Regions from separate parts of the Homo sapiens genome. Here region 1 is linked to region 2. Evidence: read pairs that join two places in POLR2A ChIA-PET (ENCODE). Cell type or tissue: B cell. All regions are shown on one strand. Links, peaks and the distances in the headings refer to the core of each region. The heading gives the core; the rest is flanking DNA.

What was found. Peaks named below come from ENCODE experiments on the same cell type or tissue, not always from the same donor. Only the 100,000 strongest peaks of a DNase experiment are listed, where the experiment ranks them.
Region 1: POLR2A ChIA-PET joins it to region 2 with 10 read pairs; 2 of 35 experiments call an interaction of 5 or more read pairs at or near these places.

What each region holds. Positions count from the first base shown.
Region 1 is chr9:123,062,907-123,072,915 of GRCh38, forward strand. RABGAP1 (RAB GTPase activating protein 1) reads left to right here. Exons shown (of 26, transcript NM_012197.4): 14 at 2,442-2,555; 15 at 7,444-7,518. It also overlaps the pseudogene LOC100422501. Among named protein-coding and RNA genes, the nearest start is that of GPR21, 34 kb to the left of the region's middle. RefSeq lists an enhancer at 9,416-10,009. In B cell, for the core only: no CTCF peak of the experiment used is centred there; no DNase peak of the experiment used is centred there.
Region 2 is chr9:123,214,383-123,224,391 of GRCh38, forward strand. All of the region lies in intron 2 of STRBP (spermatid perinuclear RNA binding protein), which reads right to left. Among named protein-coding and RNA genes, the nearest start is that of STRBP, 49 kb to the right of the region's middle. In B cell, for the core only: no CTCF peak of the experiment used is centred there; DNase peaks (open chromatin) are centred at 4,667 and 6,951; H3K4me3 peaks cover 260 bases; H3K27ac peaks cover 5,565 bases.

The DNA of each region.
Region 1 (10,009 bases), core at 1,629-9,628, 150 kb before region 2:
GCCTTCCAAGTAGCTGGGATTACAGGCACCTGCCACCATGCCTGGCTAATTTTTGTATTTGTAGTCAGAGACAGGGTTTCACCATGTTGCCAGGCTGGTCTCAAACTCCTGGCCTCAAGTGACCCACCTGTCTCAGCCTCTGAAAGTGCTGGGATTACAGGCATAAGCTACCATGCCCAGCCCAAATCTCATATCTCTAATAACTGTATCCTTTTTCAGGTTGTCATCTCCGTAATCAGTGTGATATGATTGATGTAACTGGTGTAAAATATTTTGAACGTTTCCATATTCCTCTCCATTCTCAATTTAATTTCCTAACCTTCGTAGTTGTCTTAAACCACAGTTTATCATTCTTAGCATTTTTTAGAGCTTCTGTTGTTGTTTTATAGAATTCCTAAATTCATCTGATTCTCTCTGGATTGTTTCCAGTTTTGGCTGTTAGGAATAAAGCTTCTGTAAACATTTGAGTTTAAGTCTTTTCATGCATTTATATGTTCAGTTCTCTTTGGTAAATACCTAGGAATGGAATCACTGGGTTGTATGGTAATTATGTGTTTACTATTGTAAGAAACCACCAAACTGTTTACAAAGTGTTTGTACCATTTTGCATTGTATAGGAGTTCCAGTTGTTTCTTATCCTTTGCCAACACTTCTTAATTTTAGCATTTTGTAGATATGTAGTGGAATCTCATTGTGGTTTTAATTTGCACTGCCCTGAGGGCTAGTAATGTTGACATCTTTTCAAGTGCTTATTTGCCATGTGTTATATCTTCCTTAATGAAACACCTCAATCATTTACACATTCCCACTTTAAAAAATTAATTGTCTTTCTCATTAATTTGGAGAGTTATATATTCTGGATACAACTCCAACTTTATTATCAGATATGTTTTGTAGGCATTGTGTCCTGGCCTGTGACTTACCTTTTCATATTTTAAACAGTTTTTTGAATAGTAAGATTTTTAAATTTTGATGAAGTGTCCAGCTTGTCGTTTATTTATAATTCATATCTCATAGCGACCCCTCTTCTAACTCTTCAGCTCTCTGTTCAGCATATTCCTCACTAGCACTCTACCCTACAATTCTAGCTACCTTGCCCGCCCCAAAATTTGTGTGCGTGCTCTCTCACTCGCTCTCACTCTCACTCTCGCTCACTTCGCTCGCTCTCTCATTTTCTCACTCTCGCTTGCTCTCCCTCTCTCTCCCACTTTCTCAACTTTTGAAGATACCTCCAACGCGGAGCTCTAATTCAGTCTGGAAGCTGCCACCATGTAATTAGCTGCTGTAGTCATAGATCTCCCTTGGATTTTTTCCTTTTGTTGAAGAGCACCACAGTCCTGAGCTGCCATTAACTGTTAAGACTATGTTAATAACTAGAAGTAACATATGCCACTAAAGCTCTTTGAAAAGCAATTTGGCGACATCCTTGAAGGTATAAATAGTTTACTGTTTAAGAAGGAGCATAGGCTTTAAAGTTAGTTCAGATCCCACAACTATAAAATATTCATGGCCTTCGGAACATGATTACCCAAAAGGCTAGAGAAATTATTGGACAAGAGAAGAACATCACTTGCATTTTTCATCTTAAAACAGAGGTATCATGTTCTTTGGTAGTATACTGATTATGATGTATTCTTACCAAGGGGAATCAACTCTATTGTCTTAGCTATGAAGACACTGCATTGTTAAAGTAGAAGGTCATATTTCTGTGTTCCAGTTCTTTACTGTGTCAGCAAATGAAATTTAACAAGGGGAGAATATTAGAAATAACTGGGTGCTTGGTGTATTTTACAAAGGTTTGTTGACATTATTGACATTTGTTCCGTTTTAGTTAACTCATTATAGAAGAGGAAACAGTTTTTGTCCATTGGAAAAAGCAAAGGATATTTTCCCATAGCCTGTTTGAATCCCTTGGCATTTGGTGGTCTTGTTCATACTGAGTAGATTGCTTTGTGCATTCTTATGCCATTTGCCTCTAGGACAAATCCCAATTAAGTAACTACTCTTTTCCATTTGAAAACTGGCATATGGGCTTCATTCCAAAGCATCAATTAAAGCAGCAGTTTTTCTACTGGGAGCACTTTACCTCCTCCTTTTGCGATTAGTTTGAGTATTTTCCTATAGGAAATCCATTCTTAATAGCACATTTTCCATCTTACAATAGAAGGGTCACCAGCTGCAGTTCTTTGCAGTAAGGATGGAGTATAATATGGAAGTGTATAGAGTGAAATGGGTTGCTTTTCTTCCATCTTTTTTCCCCCTTTACATTTGCTTTTGCTTGAGTGGTTGGTCCCTGAAGAGGCAGTAACTATGGGCATACATATGTGTATGTATGTCCCTGCAACATTTAAAGTGTGTAAATGAGAAGACCTTGCCTAAACCTGAATAAGAGTTTACATGATTAACCTAACTAAACCCTCTCTTTCCTTATGTTTCCACAGGAGTCTCCCCAGGACAGTGCTATCACCCGGGATATTAACCGAACATTCCCAGCCCATGACTACTTTAAGGACACAGGAGGAGATGGACAAGATTCCTTATATAAAATATGCAAGGTATTTCATGTCAAAAAAAAAAAGGACTCAATTCTGAGTGGTGGTTCTACTTTGAAATTACATAAGAAACAACTACAAAGTGTAATTTGTATTTGATGTTCAAGAATTCCAAAAAGAGAAAAGACATTGCAAAGTCAAAGGTGAGAACACAATTTTAGATTCATTAAAGAGTAGAAAATAATAAGAAATAAAATGGTAGGGTTTCCTTTCCCCTTCTAATCAGGATTTTTAGATGACAGTTCCCTGGCTCCACATTTAGACTTTCAAAATTTGTTTTTATGTTAAGAACCTCTGAGCCCTGTGACACTGCAGACTCCTTTTCAGTATTCACTTTATAAGTGATGAACTTGGCACCTACGGTACGGTCTCACAGTGGGAAGTGTCATTGCCCATCCAGGTGTACTTATAGCACTGCAGCATAGTAAATGATGGAAGATTCTGATTTCTCTCAAAAGGTCTGTACCCGAACACTAAAGGAAGTAATAGCCTGTTCAATTTCCGTATTCCATTTTCAAATAGATTTGGCACATTAGAGCTATTGGGTTATAAAAGGAGGAGATAGGAACGGAGTTTTTCAGTCTTCATCTGTTCTCAGAATTAGTCTTCAGTCTTTTCCTCCCAAAAGTAATCAAGTACTTATTTAGCATCTCCTATGTAGTAAGTACAGGTAAGGCATGAGACATGTCGCTAATGCTATATGACAACTGGTTTTAGGACAGACTAGCAGTAAAGGATAGGCTCGCCAATGAAAAATTCGATGATTTAAACTACAAGGACAGTTGAGTTTAGAGAAATATTTTTTAGATTTCATTTTAACTTTTACATAGGATACAGATTTCTGTGGTAATCTTTCTTTCTGATCATCCTTTTTAGCCCCTTCTCAGTTTTATTTCCTGCTTAAGCAGTGACCCCTGCCATCTCTCACTTTACTACAGAATTTCCTAGAAAGAAACGCTATGTCCACTGCCTCTGGTCCCTCGTCACATACTTTTGACTCCACTATATTCTAGTTCCTATTTCATGGTGCTCTTCCTTGCAGAGCTTTCTGCTCTTGAGCATAAGACATGTCACTCTCTTGGGTACGGGCTCCCTCTCATGCCTTCACTGACTTCATCATTTTATCTCACACTACCTGCCCCTAAACCAGAGGCCTTCCTCTGGGTGCTCAGTTGGGTAGTTTGGCTAGCTCTACACCATCTCCCTGGGTGATCCCTTCTACCCCCAAAGCTTCAGCTATCATCACTGTACAGATGTTCACAAATCTACATTAACTCAAGGTCTAAATTTCCAGCAGACAATTAGTCTCCATGTAAAAGTCTGTCAATTGTATCAAACAGAATGGGTTTAAAAATACAGTTCATTTTAAAACATGGTTTATTATGAAAAATTTCAAACGTAAACATTAATTAGTATAATGATTAGTCTAACTGATAAGTATAGTTAATATCCCCCACACTAATTATTTATCAATGTATTGTCACAGTTGCTTCATCTTTTTTTTCCTTTTTTCTAAAGTACTTTAAAACAAATCTTAGACATCATGATCCTAATTTTTTAATACTACATCTCTAAAAAATAAGTTTATCCATCTTTACCAATTAATTAGTAGCTACTCCACATTCAAATATCCTTAATACGGCTAGTTAGAATCAAGAGCCAATAAGACCCACATTACATTAAGTTGTTGTCTCTTTTTAAATTAAACATAGTCCTCCTTTTCTCCCATACCATTGTCCTGCTGCAGACAGTCATTTCTGTTGGTTTTCAGTCCTGTCTTTGTCTAGGTTGAGTTAGATATGACTGATGTCTCTCTTAGCTTCATTCTCTCTCTTCACTGCCCTGGTACAGGCCAGTATCTTACATTGCTGGCAGTTTTACAAAAGCTGCTCTGCCTTTGGGTTCTGGCCTGTTGATTCTTTGCTCCTTGCCTAACGCAGAATTAGATCATTTCAGTGGCCTCCACAGAAACCTTTATAACTGCTACTTTATAACCCATGGAATTAAATGAAAAGTCCTAGTTCATTTCCCTGGATTCCTTAGCTTAGTGTTGAAGATATTTTGTATTATATCCTGACTTAGCCCTTATTGCTGCTTCTCCAAATATTGTATGCATTAACTACATTGAACTTCTCACTGTGCTCTGGTTGATTCACTTGTCTAACTTCCCCACTGAACCGTGATGTCTTCAAGGGCAGGGATCATTTCTTAGATATGGTAGCATCTGTAGCACTTGGCACAGTGCTTGGTCTATAGTAGGTGTTCATTAAGTGTTGATGAATTAGTGAAATGTCTTTTCTTCCCCCAGATTTCGTTACAGCCAACATGAAACTTATACTCCAAACATTTTCCAAATGTATCATATAATTTCACACGTATATGATTCCTTTATCGTCCATCAGCCTGAAAAATATGCTCCCCTCCATTTTCTACCTATAGAAATTCAGTACAGTTTCATCCTATTATTACTGCATAATTGGTGAAGCTCTGTGCTGAGCATGTTAAATGAGAGGACTAAATGAGAAGAATACATCAACTCTGTGTTATTAATACTAGGCTTATTCTCTTATTACAAATAAAGTAAGTTACATGCTCAAGATTCATATCTAGGCTGGGCGCGGTGGCTTATGCTTACAATCCCAGGACTTTGGGAAGCCAGGGTGGGTGGTTCACCTGAGGTCAGGAGTTCGAGACCAGCCTGGCCAACATGATGAAACCCCATCTCTACTAAAAATACAAAAATTAGCTGGGCATGGTGGTGGGCATATGTAATCCCAGCTATTTGGGAGGCTGAGGCAGGAGAATTGCTTGAACCTGAGAGGCAGAGGTTGCAGTGAGCCAAGATTGTGCCACTGCATTCCACCTCGGGTGACACAGGAGACTCCATCTCAAAAAAAAAAAAAAAAAAGAAAAAATCCATATCTAGACATTGGGAGTTGTGGGATTTTAACCCAACTCTGACTAACTCTAAAGCCTCTGTTCTTTTGTAACTGATAAAACTGTTAATGGATATCTTCAAAGACATTGCCTGTTTTCCAGAGAGCTGTGTTAGCATATATTACTACTCATTTTTAACACAGTATTAATACTGGTAATAACATTTGTTAATTGTTATTAATTTGATAGGAAAGTGGTGCCTCGTATTATAAACTGATCATTTCTAAAGCCCTTTTTGCACATCTTGTCTCTGGAAAAGTATGTATGTTTCTCATCCTGTAGCCTTCTTATCAGATAAACTGAAGAAATGGGTGTGGTATAATAAGATTACATTGAATTCTACGAAAATTTATTAATGCGTGATCATAATGTATGTATTTTTAAAAGCTATAGTTTCACCAAAGCTAGTGATAAAACTTGGTTGCATATTAACTTGACTAGCATCTAATAAGTATTGGCACTATATTTTGCCAAGAGTTATATATTCTAAACATACCCAATTCTAAGTTGCTTTCTTGGGACACAGAGCAACTTTGGCACAAAAAATAAGTGGAAAACAAAGGGAGTTTCACAAGAAATAAATTTGTCAAACAAGGAATAGCATGTTGAAGCTATAGGAATTTCCCTTTCTACCACATTTACATGAGAACTGCAAATACCAGTCATAAAAACAGAACTCTGAAAAAGAACTAAAAAACCAAAGAGTAAACCATGAAGAATGTTAGATGTCAATATTCTATTCAAAATAATGTTCAGAGGAGATGGGTAGTAATCATTTGCTGCCAAGAAAAATAAAAATAAGAATTCCAGAGGAACCCACAAATGGTTTCAGAGTAATCTCACTTATCAGAAAAGTTATTACTGGTGTTGTGGAAAGAATTATATTTTGGTGTCTTTGCCAAAAGAGCTTTTCCCAGAAAGAAAAATGAATAACATTAACAGTGTTTCGTGAGCGCATGCTGTATATGAGGTGCTGACTCAAGGTTGAATAGAACATCACCCTGTCCCTCACAAAGCCTACCATCTGGCAGAGAAGATGGACATGTAAAATGCAGTGTGGGGCTGGGCTTGGTGGCTCACGCCTGTAATCCTAGCAGTTTGTGAGGCTGAGGCAGTAGGATCACTTGAGCTTAGGAGTTTGAGACCAGCCTGGGCAACATAGTGAGACCCTGTCTCTATTAAAAAAAAAAAAAATGCAGTGTGGGCCAGGCACACTGGCTCACACCTGTAATCCCAGTACTTTGGGAGTCCAAGGTAGGAGGATAGTCTGAGCCTAGGGGTTAGAGACCAGCCTGGGCAACGTAGTTGAGATCCCATCTCTATAAAAAATTTTTAAAAATTAGGCAGGCATGGTGGTGCAAGCCTGTGGTCCAGGCTACTCAGGAGGCTGATGGAGCAGGATCCCTTGAGCCCAGGAGGTTGACGCTGCAGTGAGCCATGATTGTACCACTGCACTCCAGCCTGAGCAACAGAGCAAGACCCTGTCTCTAAAAATAAAATAAAATGCAATGTGGTAATAATATAATAATAACCATGCATGTATAGCAGGTGCCATAGAGGCAGAGAAGAGAGGAATTCATTCTGGGGGAATTGAAATAAGTTTGGTGCCTGAAGGAAGAGTGCATGTTTGAGGCAGAGAGGGAAAGGACATCCCAAGGAGAGGGAACATCATGAACAACAACAAGGAAATACGAAGTTTTTTTTAGCGCAGAAGTGGTTTTTCCTTAATCTTCCCTACTCCTTCGCCACAGGAAATGCAGTGGTGATAGCTGTATTCATTGTAAAGAAAAAGTTAAGATTGGAGAGAAGTATTGGCACCACTTACTGTCTGTCAAAATGCTGTCCCAGTGTGGGTAGCATCCTCCAGGGTTCTGTATTCAAGGTCCTATAGTGCCACCATGGCCCACAAGTGGCTACATTCATTTACATTTCCTCTGTGTGTTTTATTTTCCAGGCTTATTCTGTGTATGATGAAGAGATTGGTTATTGCCAGGGCCAGTCATTTCTTGCTGCTGTGCTCCTTCTCCATGTGAGTAATTAGGTCTCTGTTATGACTTAACACATGGCCTCCCTCAGCTTATACTAACCTTAGGCTTGAGCATGGTTTTATATTGGGTTTGGACAGACTCTTAAGGCATGAATTTTAACACCTATAGCTGGAAACTTTTTCCTTAAATTAACTTAATGTCATTGTGGAGGAGATATATGATGAGAATAAACGGCAATGTTGAAAACTGGTACAGGGGTAGACTTCCTTTTTATTAATAGGATGATTGGAGAGACTTTAATGTTGGTTGAACTCTTGGGGACGTTTTATCTTCTCTAAAGTAGCCGCTGTCATTAATACTTGTTTTGAGATTTAGGTATTGGGGTAGGAGGAAGGCGGAAAAGTTGGTTTTCTTTTAGTACCATTTTATTCATTCATTGGCTTAGCAAACACCTTTGCCCTCCACCTTTTTTATTTTCTTTCAAATCCACAGAAAACTCTAAACAGTGTTAAGGTGAACAGTCTTTATCTAGTTTACCAATTAATATTTTCCACACTGCTTTTTCTGTTTGTCTCCCTCTGCATCTCTTTTTTTCTCTTTTCTGCATAAACACACATTTTCTTTTTTACTTAAATTGTTTTTTGAAATTATTCTTGAAAGTAAATAACAAACATCAAGACTTCTAAATACTTGATCATATATATGCCTTCTGGGAGCACAGAATTCTGTATCATAATCATAATACCATGATCACATCCAAGAAATTCCACATTGATTCAGTAATGTCTGATACACAATACACATTCAATTTTCTCCCAATTGTCTACTCCATAGAATCTAGCTTTTTTTCTAATCAAGATCTAATGAAGATTCAAATATTGAATTGTCATTTCTCTTTATTCTTTTAATCTAAATTACTCCTTTGCCTTTTTTTGTGTTTCATGCCATTGATAGTTTTGAAAAATTCAGACAAATTGTCATATAAAATGTCCCACAGTCTTGATTTGTCTCATTTTCTCATGATTCAGTTTAAAATGCTTGGCAAGAATACCACACAGGTGATGTCAGCAAAGAGTTTTGAGTACCTGTTATGATCTGTACTGTGCTGAAGATCAGAGGTAAATAAGAGACATGGTCTCAATCCTCCTGGATACAGAGCTTGTGAATCCAACTAGCTTTAAGCACATAATCACACAAGTATATCATTTATTACTTTCAGTGGTGCTATTAAGGTATAATAAAAAGTTTGGTGTAAGATTGTAACAAGGGAGTCTTACTTAGATTAAAGGCTTCTCAGGGGAAGTGACCTGTAAGGAGCAGCCTGGAAAATGATAAGGGATATCATTTTCTTTTGCTCTTTTCTGTGTTAACTTTTCAAAATGTTGTTATGAAAATAATAGATCTATTTGAAAAGGGAGTAGAGAATAGAGTGTTAATGGGAAAGTGAATGGTACAGTATACAGAAGTCCTAAACTGGGGAAACACTTGGTGTATGGGAGGAACTGAAAGGAGGACAGTGTGACTGGAGTATCCTGAGTGACTGGGAGTTGAGGAGAGAGCTAGGGAGAGCTTTGAAGCCCAGATAAGGAGTCTGAATCTTGCTTTTCTAAGCAACAGGTATTCAAGGGTATTAAGCCATTTTGTGTAGATTGCAATACAAGTTTGAGTATCCCTTATTTGAAATGCTTGGGACCGGAAGTGTTGTGGATTTTGGATTTTGGATTTTGGAATATTTGCATTATACCGGTTGAGCATCCCAAATCCAAAAATCCAAAGTGTTCCAATGAGCATTTCCTTTTAGCATCATGTCAGTGTTTAAAAAGTTTCAGATTTTGGAGCATTTTGTATTTTCAGATATGGGTTGCTCAACCTGTACAAGTAAAACAAAAACCACTTTGGTTTTTCTTAACTGAACCCAGCTTGTTGCTATTGGTAGTCATGTAAAAATATGATAAAGCTATGACATGAATAAAGAGGTTGACTTTTTATTTTGTTTTGTTGTTTTAATGAGACTTTATATCTCAAAGTCCCACAAGCCTGGGTGATTTATCTTCGTTCTCACCTTCAGTTCAAGGACATTTATCCCCTTGAAAATGGGTTTTCCAATCAGACCCTCCATGTCTTGTTTTGAACTCTTGCTGCTTGCCAGAGTGTTATAAGTGCTTGTTTAGAGTGAGGGGAGATGGGCTACTTAGCATCAGAATCACCACTGTGGGTTAGGCCACATCTCCTTGCATGTGGCAAAGTGAAGTTGCCTTCCATGACAAAGACTTCAAAGATCTGGGCTTTTGCCCCAGATACTCTTAACTTACCAGTAATGATCTGCTATGCTTTTCTCACTTATTACTTAATCTGATTTGCTCTTTAGTTCTGCTTTCTTCTCAGTGATTTCTGTGCTCAGCCCGCCTCCATCATCTTGTTCCATAGAAGCCTGCCCACCTTCTTGACTTTTTTGAAGGCTTGCTACATTCACACCAATCCTTAAATAACATTTCCAGTGCTTCTTTTTTCTCTTTTGAAAATATCTTGCCA
Region 2 (10,009 bases), core at 1,093-9,092:
ATCAGGTTCAGTGTACACTGCTTGGGTGATGGGTGCACCAAAATCTCACAAATCACAGGTAAAGAATTTACTCATATATCCAAATACCACCTGTTCCCCAAAAACCTATGGAAATAAAAATTTTTTATTAAAAATTAAGAAAATAAAAGAAAGAATCAGACCACCTGTCTACAGAGCTGGGACTCCTCATGACTCATTATGCTAATAAAGGTTCTGCAAAACAGACCATCCCTCTCTTGAAAGAGTCAGGTCAAATGCTACCTCTCCAGAAAGCCTTCCCTCATCCCATCCCAAGTGTAACATTAATTCTCCCTCCTCTTTGTTCTCAAAACAAGTTTTATTTCCTCTCAGACAACTGTACCTACCTATACTATATTCATACAGATATGAATGAACAAATATGAAAATCTCAGTATTATGAATCTTGACATTTATGCACGTGTTTATATGTGTGTGGGTGTATATATATGTACAAAATCCTGGCTGATTTTTTAAAACAAAATTTTACTTTAGTCTCTGGGCATATAGATTGCTTCGCATTATAGTTTCTGGTGTCCACATTTTTGCTCCTCTTGTTAATAATCACTTGGTATGGATAGTGAGTCCACTGTTCCTGGGTTATGGTCTTAGGCAAGCATGTAACTAAGTCAGTGGAGGTGCCTGATGCCAAAGCCCAATTTCTTTCTTTTTTTTTTTCTTAAAGAGATGGGCTCTTACTCTGTCACCCAGGTTGGAGTGCAGTGGCACAATTATAGCTCACTGCGACCTCGAACTCCTGGGCTCAAGCGATCCTCCCACCTCAGCCTCCCAAGTAGCTAAGACTACAGGCATGCACCACTGGCTAACTGTTTTATTGTAGAGACACGTTCTTGCTATGTTGCCCAGGCTGGTTTCCAACTCCTGGGCTCAAGCGATTCTCCAGCCTCAGCCTCCCAAAGCTCTGGGATTATAGGCATGAGCCACTGTGCCCAGCCTGAAGCCCATTACTTACATAGCTCACCCAATCATTACAGCCACTCTGATCTTAATTCTTAAAGCTGGGGTTAGGGTAAGAACCAGAGCCATGCCAATCTCATTTACTATTCAGTTAACAAATATTTATTGTATACAAATTATAAAAATTCAATAAGGCCAGGCATGGTGGCTCATGCCTGTAATCCCAAAAATTTGGGAGGCCAAATTACCTGAGGTCAGGAGTTTGAGACCAGCCTGGCCAACATGGTGAAACCCTGTCTCTACTAAAAATATAAAAATTAGCCGGGTGTGGTGATGCGTGCCTATAATCCTAGATACAGGGGAGGCAGAGGCAGGAGAATCGTTTGAACCCAGGAGGCGGAGTTGCAGTGAGCTGAGATCGTGCCATTGCACTCCAGCCTGGGAGACAAGAGCGAAACTCCATCTCAAAAAAATAAAATAAATAAATTCAATAAATACAGTGTTGGTAACATTCTAAAATTCTACGAACAAGAAGGCCCTCAGCTTCCAAGTTCGATTCTGGATTCTTATATTTCCAAAGCACAAAGTTAGGTCTACTCCTAATGTCTGATAACAGTGAAAGAAAGATTTCGGACATCTCATTTCCCACTCCTCTGCTGAAAATTAGACTCAACCATGCTTACTCTGTAACCTACTCACAGAAATAAGATGTTTAACCCTTGGAATGAAATTTTTCAAAATACCATCCTTAACATCTTAAACCCTCCACCCTTATTCTGCATTCAACTTAAGACAGTGCCTTCTCCCACAGGAAGCGTCCTCTCATCTTGACCTGTACCGCTACCCCCTTCCTAATCCTTTGCCTGGCATGGACTGAATGAAGAAGACCTCCCATATCTCACACTGCACTAGTTTTGCCCTATGTTTTACCACTTACCAGCTCTGTAACTACATGTTCCTAGAAGGCAGATACTGTGTTTTGCTCTTGGCTGTATACCCCTAGTATATATCACAATGCCTAGATAGTAAGCTCTCAAATAGTTGTCAAGCGAATAATCAAATGAATAAATGATTGATGACTCAATTATAATTCCTGGTACTTCAGGGTGGGAATACGTGCAACTCCTCATCATTCTTTATAGTTGGAGCACAGCTAGGCTCATAATTTACAACAGACAGTCTTGCCATAGAAATGTCTATCATGCTCCATGCAAATATATGTCGTGACCACAGCTGCTGTGCTTACTACCCTTTAGTCACTGAGAAGCAAATCCAAGCTTATCAGAGTGTACTTGAACTGAGGTCCTGACCACGATTCATTCTAAAGATGCTTTATTCTCAGATAAAGGGAACTACCCATATAAATAGCAAACACTGCTACGATATCATGTACAATTACATGTCCCATCTTGTAAAACTGATTACCTTGGCAAGTGAGCCTTCATTTTTTATCTCCCATGTTCCATAGAGTGTACAGGACACTTTGCATTAATTACCTCAGTTAATATTCACATCAACTCTACAAGGTAAATGTGATACAATCAGTCTCTATTTTAAGGTTTACAAACTGAAACTCAGTTAAGTCACTTGTCCAAAGGTACACAAGGGAAAATCTACAATTTAAATCCAAGTCTGTTAGGTGCCAAAACCTATGGTTCTCTACAATTTTAAGTGCCCTCAAGTAAAAGATACCTGCCTTATCTGCTTCTCAAGGTGCTATGAATCAACTAAAAATTGAGTTCCGATGTCAGGAAGAAATAATCACCCAATAACTTAAAGTCAGGCTTCCCATTTAGTATTACATATAAATACAAACTCAACCCGAAAGATAAAAGGAACCTCAAGAATCAAAGCTGCCATAATGAATGAGTTACTGATACTATCTTGTAAAAATTTAAGTCACTGTTAGAAGTTGGGCTTTTTCAAAACAAAGTTACTCAAAATGATAGAGTAGAAGGATAATCTAACCATCTGTTAACAGGATGGTTAAAGGTTAGGAAAACAAGACCAGAAAGAAAAAAAAGCATCTTATTCCAAGAATAACAAACCATATGCAAAGATACTCCCTTGCCAATTTATAAGAAACACAAAGAATGTGAAAAAGAAATGGGAAAAATAATGAGACAGTATTTAAAGAATGTCTTTTCTAAGTTGTCAGTGAAAACAAGGTAAAAATCATTGCCAATTAGACCACAGAAGATCTGAAATACAACCTAAGAACAGCACCATGTGTTTACTTCCTCCGAAATTAAAAGCATGTCCACTTAAAGGCATATTCTCTTGTGAAATCATTCTAATCAATGCAAACAGTCACCAGATAAAGTTAAACCTCCCTTAAAACTATAATTAGCTACTAGTTAGGTTATTTTCAATAAAGGCATTTGATATAATGCTGAACTATTTTAAACTTAAACATATAAGTGGTGTCCATTCTTATTTCCCACTGTCCTTTACTGACAATATTTGAAGATGCTGGCATTCAGTATTGCAAATCCACACTGGCTTCTCTGCCACATACGTTTGCTTTTCAACTTCTTAAAGATTAATGAGCCTTCACTTAAATGCATTTCTAGCTTGTCAGTCCAGATATTTCAATGGCTTTATACAATTTCTCTTCAAATAAAATTTTAACAGACAAGGCAGTTTTTTATTCTTTATAGTTACGGTGGAAGCTTAGTTAGCATCCTCACACTACAAACAATTCCTAAAGAAATCAAATTAAACAATGCCCATAGATAATGTTTCTAAATTCAGGACCCAGCACAATTCCTACATCTTTCCTATGGCATCTTCACAGCTTCTGTCTATGATATACTGTCTTATCACAGATTTAACTAATATTACCTCCTTCTCTCTCTTCTTACTACACATTCTTAGCATAGAATGTTTTCTTCACTGTTCTTCACCATTATTTTTATAACTATAATGAGTTAGCTGAGGAGTGGACTGGGAATGATATGTAACATGTAATCAAAAACAATGCAATGAGGAAATAACCTAAATGAATTATACAGCTTATTTATACATTAAATATGACTTTTTTTTTTTTTTTTTTTTTTTTTGAGACGGAGTCTCGCTCTGTCGCCCAGGCCGGACTGCGGACTGCAGTGGCGCAATCTCGGCTCACTGCAAGCTCCGCCTCCCGGGTTCACGCCATTCTCCTGCCTCAGCCTCCCGAGTAGCTGGGACTACAGGCGCCCGCCACCGCGCCCGGCTAATTTTTTGTATTTTTAGTAGAGACGGGGTTTCACCTTGTTAGCCAGGATGGTCTCGATCTCCTGACCTCATGATCCACCCGCCTCGGCCTCCCAAAGTGCTGGGATTACAGGCGTGAGCCACCGCGCCCGGCCTAAATATGACTTTTAAAGGACATAAATTTCCTATATAAGGTGCAGGGGTGGGAAAATATAATTTGGTTAATTATCCCATATATATTCTATTAGTGACTGGAATTATGATTAACCATGTGCCAGGCATCAGGGTGAATACTAACATACATAATCTAATTTAATAACACTAACAATAATAATAAAATGATGCCTCACATTTACATAGCGCTTACTGTTCTAAGTACACTGCATATATCATTTCATTTATCCTTGCAACAACCCTATAAAAGAAGTACTATTATTTCCAATTCACGGATGAGGAAATAGAGGCCTGAAAAATTTAACTAACCCACAATATAAATGAGGAAGTGACAAAGTCATAATTGAGATTTAGGTTGGAAGATAAAATCAAGCCAAGCTCTTGCCCTGTAAATAATCACTGTATCACCCCGTCCCTAAACCATTCTACAAGGGCTCCCTATGCCCTAAAAGACAGAGAACAGGAGTTTGCAATCTCCATAATGACACACCACCTCACATACAACCTTATCTTCAACAATATTTATAATCTTCAGCTAGAACCAAATCAACCTTGCTGCCATTCCCCAAATCCATCATTCAGTCCCCATGCCTTTATTCACGTAACTTCCCCCGACCCAAAGAGTCTCTACGATTTCAACCCCCCACAAACTCTGCCTGGGGTTCAGACCAAGTCACACCTCCTTCACAGGATATTCTCTGACATATCCAGCCAATTGTAAAATTCTCTTTGCATTAAACTCTTTTAGTAATTACCACAGGCTATCACCATTTTAGCTATTAATCACATACTGCCTCATATTACAAATTGAATGTTTTCAACATGCTTTTCTCCAAACTATAAATTGAAGGCCAGAATTATGTCCCAAAATCCAGTATCCACCTCAGTTCATAGCAAAGTTATACATATAAGAGAAGCTCAATAAATACTGTTAAATTGATGAACGTGTACTTTTATTTAGCGAGACGCAGTAAGGCAAAGTGGGGAAAGTATAGGCTTTGATGTCTCACAGACTTGGATTTAAATCCACTATTTTCTAGCTGTGTGAAAGGGACAAGTTATCCAGAGTTTTTATTCTCATCTGTACTAACAACAATAAAACCTGTATTTCACAGAGTTGCTACAAAATTTAAATGAGAGAAAAAAGACAATTACCTTCAAAGGAGGGACACACTGCCAGCTCTCAATATTAACAATGGATCCAGAATGGGAGCTTCCCCGTGCTTAAAGAAAATAACTGCCAATACACAATTCTATATCTAGTAAATACACAGCCTTCAGGAATGAATGCAAACAAATGAACTTTCTGATAAACAAAAACAGAGTATGCCACAGGTAAACCTGTATTAAAAGAAATTCTAAAGGGTATTCTTCAGGCAGAAAGAAAATTATTACAGATAAAAAATTAGAGATTCAGATGGAAAAAGAGCAAATAAAGAGGTAAGCATATGGGTAAATCTAAGTGAATATGAACAGTTATAACATTATTTTTAAAATGACAAATATTATTTAATACAGTGATGCATTTCTTAACAAAAGTGATACAACCTAAGAAATGTGTCACTAGGCAATTTCATCATTGTGTGACATCATAAAGTGTACTTACACAAACCTAGATGTTATGGCCTTCTATACACCTAGGTTATTATAGCCTATTGCTTCTAGGCTACAAACCTGTACAGCAAGTTATTCTACCAAATACGGTTGTAGGCAACTGTAACACAATCTAAATGTATCCACACACAGAAAAAGTACAGTAAAAATATGATATAATCTCATGGGACCACTGTACATTGTACAAGCAGTCTGTCATTGAAACTTCATTGTGCGGTGAATGACTAAACTTGTGGGCTTAAATGTATACAATAATGTAAACAACTAAAATGGCATGTAGGTGGAGAACAGGGTAAAGGAAGTTAAAGTATTCTAAGATGCAGACATTGTCAGTACTACCAGTTACCAATTAACAATAGACTCCAACAAGTCAACAATGTATCACTGTATTTTTTTAAGAAACCCACTAACAGGACTGTATAACTAACCTCCAAATAACTGAGGAGAAAACATGATTTATTTTTTAAAATGCCCCAGTACAATGCCACTTCCTTTCAAAGTAGGAAGAAATAACTTGTCAAAAATGAAGAAACCAAGACTTAGCAGGGTTAAGTGACTTCCAAGTTGCAGAGCTAGTACGCAGGATTGGAATTTGAAATCAGGTCTATCTAGCTCCAAAATTTATATTATTTCCATGACATCACGTTAATTCTTGGTGGAAAAAGCAAAATGACCAACTGACAATAAAATAGAGACGTTTGTTTTTTGTTTATAGAGATTTTTTTTAAGGTAGTGGAAAGAATAATTAGAGAAAGAAAACAACAAAGAATTTTTAAAAAGAGAAAAGGAGGAGCTAAGCTGGGTGAAGCGTTGGGTCTCTCGGGCCTGCCTGTGTTTCAGGTCATAATCTCCTTCATCTTGGCTGTGGCTGTGACCCACAACATGCTCCTACTAAGGGGTGCCCCTTTCCTACCATGACTCCGGAGAGCCCTTCCTCCCAAAGACCCTCTCTCTGTCCCTTTGCCATTCCTCCCACATCTTGCCACTCACATCCTCCACGGGTGGTGGCAAAAGACAGAATAGGCATGCTCTTCACGCTCTATCAGTAACCAGCTGATGTGTCCTCAGACAAGTCTCCCTGGGTCGCACTTTCCTCATTTGTAAAAACAAGGGGTTGGATTAGAAGATCTCTTAAGACCCTTCAGAGTCATATTTTATTATCAATTAACTGTTAAAAATCTACACTTTGAAAACAGGAAAATTAAAAGACTATTAAAATTAACACTTGTGTACTCTTCATTTAGGTTCATCAATAGTTAACGTTTTGCTACATTTGCTGTATCTCTGTGTTTTGTGAAACCATTTGAAAGTAAGTTGCAGACATCTTGACTTCACCCCTAAATAAATACTTCAGCGTCTTTTTTAAGAATCCAGACCAAGGGTTTTAAAGAACGCTCCACATTCTGATTTCTCTGATTGTTTCTTCATTTCCGGCAATGATTTAAACAAAGGTGATGGTGCATAGCTCTTACTGCATCAAGTCAGGGGGTACTTGATACCAGCTCCTTGATCTTAAGTTTTAGTCACTTCATTAAGGTGGTGAATGACAGATCTCTATATTGTAAAATTATTTTCCCTTTATTAAGTAGAAAGTAACCTGTAAAGTGATACTTTGAGACTGTGTAAATATTTTCTTCTCCCAACAGTCTTTCACCTAATAGTTATGGCATCCAGTGATCGTCCTTACCTGAACCAGATTATTATGTGGGGTATACAAAAAGGTGATTTTCTCATTATATAATTCCTTTTACATTTATCACCTGGCAATCTTCTGCAAAGAAGATTTCGCTTTTCTCTCTTTCTCTTCACCTCCCTTCCTACCCCTCTCCTCGCTCTTTCCTTCTCTTTCTCACTATGAAATCATGGCAGTGTTTTCTTTTTTTTTTTTCCACTCAATGTCTATTACCATTTTGTAATGTTCAAGTTGTCTCAAATTTGGCCTGTGGTAGCCTTTACAAGTGAGTTCCTGTGTTCTTCAGACATGTGCCCCGAGCCTTTCACAGCTCCCTTGCTTTTTGACACAAGATGTTCCAGACTTAGACAGCACTCTTCTGGTCCCACACCTGGAATCAGCCACTTCTCCGAGGTTCCTTTTAGTGGCAAATGGTATTAAAAAAACAATATATGGGCACTAGATATGCTCATCTCTGCTGGCTGCCATTGCTTTTAGGCCCTTTCAGTCAATAGAGCAAGTAAATATTTTTAAAACCATGAGTTCAACAAATTACTAATATCAGAAATAAAAGAGGAGCCACCTATACTAAACTGTTGGGAATTAAAAAGATAATCAAGGAGTACTATGAACAATTCTACGGCCACTGATCGATAACCTCAGTAAAATGTATCAATTCCTTGGAAAGGCATACTCTTCCGAAGGTCACAGTAGAAACACAGATCATCAGAATAAGCCTATGCCTCTTAAAGAAGTTGAATTAACATTAAGAATATTCCAAAAGGAGAAGGCACCAAACCCAGATAGTTTCTCTTATGAAATCTACCAAATTTTAGGAATCACAATCTACTTTTACAATATGATCCAAAAATTGTGCTTAAGTATTTACCCAGTTGACCTGCACAGGAACGTTTATGACAGCTTTATTTATAATCATCAGAACTGGAAGCAAAAAAGATGTCTTTCGAGGTGAATACCAAAAAAAAAAGGCAAATGATAGCAATATTATTCAGTGATTTAATGGAGTTCACCATCAAAGCATAAAAAAGACATGAAGGAAGCTCAGATAGATAGATGATAGATAGATAGATAGATAGATAGATAGATAGATAGATAGATAGATAAAAATGAGCTCATCTAAAAAAAGCTATGTAATATATTATTCCAACTATATGACATTCCAGAAAGGGCAGAACTAAAGACAATAAAAATATCAATAGTTGCCAAGATTTCTGGAGAAAGAGGACAGAGGTTAATAAGTGGAAACGGGATTTTTAAAGCATGAAAGTATTCTTTATGAGACCATAATGGTAACCATAACATTATAAATATTTCAAAATTCACAGAACTGTATAACAGAATGAACATTATGCAAATTATACTTTAAATAATAACATATCAATATTTGCTCATTAATTTTAGCAAACGTGCCAACAGTAATGTAAGATGTTAAAAATAGGTGGAATTATGAGGTGGGAGTGAGGGGATAGAATGATATGAAAACTTTTTGTATTACATGCTCAATTTTTATGTCAATCTAAAACTCTCCAGTTAAAGAAATACATTAGTTTTTAAAATAATAATATAGTACCACTGTTTCAGGGAGATCTCTTCATACTAATGTTCAACAATCAGGTAATATCTAGACATTATGAGCTCAAAACATTATTATTAAATGTGAAGCAAAATTGGAAAAAAGAAACACAAAAGCATGAGTTCATATAGATAATTCCAATTCAACGTTACAATTTTTTTTTATGAACCTCTTGGATTTTTTTCCTCTTCCACTAAAAATCTTGATTCTTAGTATTTATTTATATTCATATATGTGCTTTATAATTAACAGAAATTACAGGGAACAGTTCAACATTTCTTTGCGGGATAAGCTCTCAGAGGCAAGAAGCCACTTTATTAATGGTTTATTTTTTACTTCTGACACAGGCAGAACCAAAGGTGCTAGAGTAGAGCAACAAAGTAGAAGCAAAGAAGAGTACGCAAGGTGCTCCAGAGATGCTATAGTTAGAAAAATTCCACATGGATTTACACTGGCAGAATTACACTTCACAACATGTTTCAAAATTCCGAGTTCCACAAAATTCAAATGCCACAAAACAAAATACACAGTGAATAAAAAAGAAAACATCTACTCATATTTATATATTAGCTCTAATCTTTACAAGGTGGAGCCCCATTTTATAAAGAAACTAAAAACTAAGAGATTAAGCTAACCAAATTCACACCCACTCATGCCTTGTCTAATCTTGTCTCCAATCATGGGCCCAAATCTTTTTTGTAACTATTTCCTAACAGCTGGACACACCTGTAACAAAAACACAATTCTTCACTCACAGAACAAAACAGCTTTCATTAACTCTCTCGCAGTTCAGGAACTAAACAGGGCTACCTATTACCTCCTGA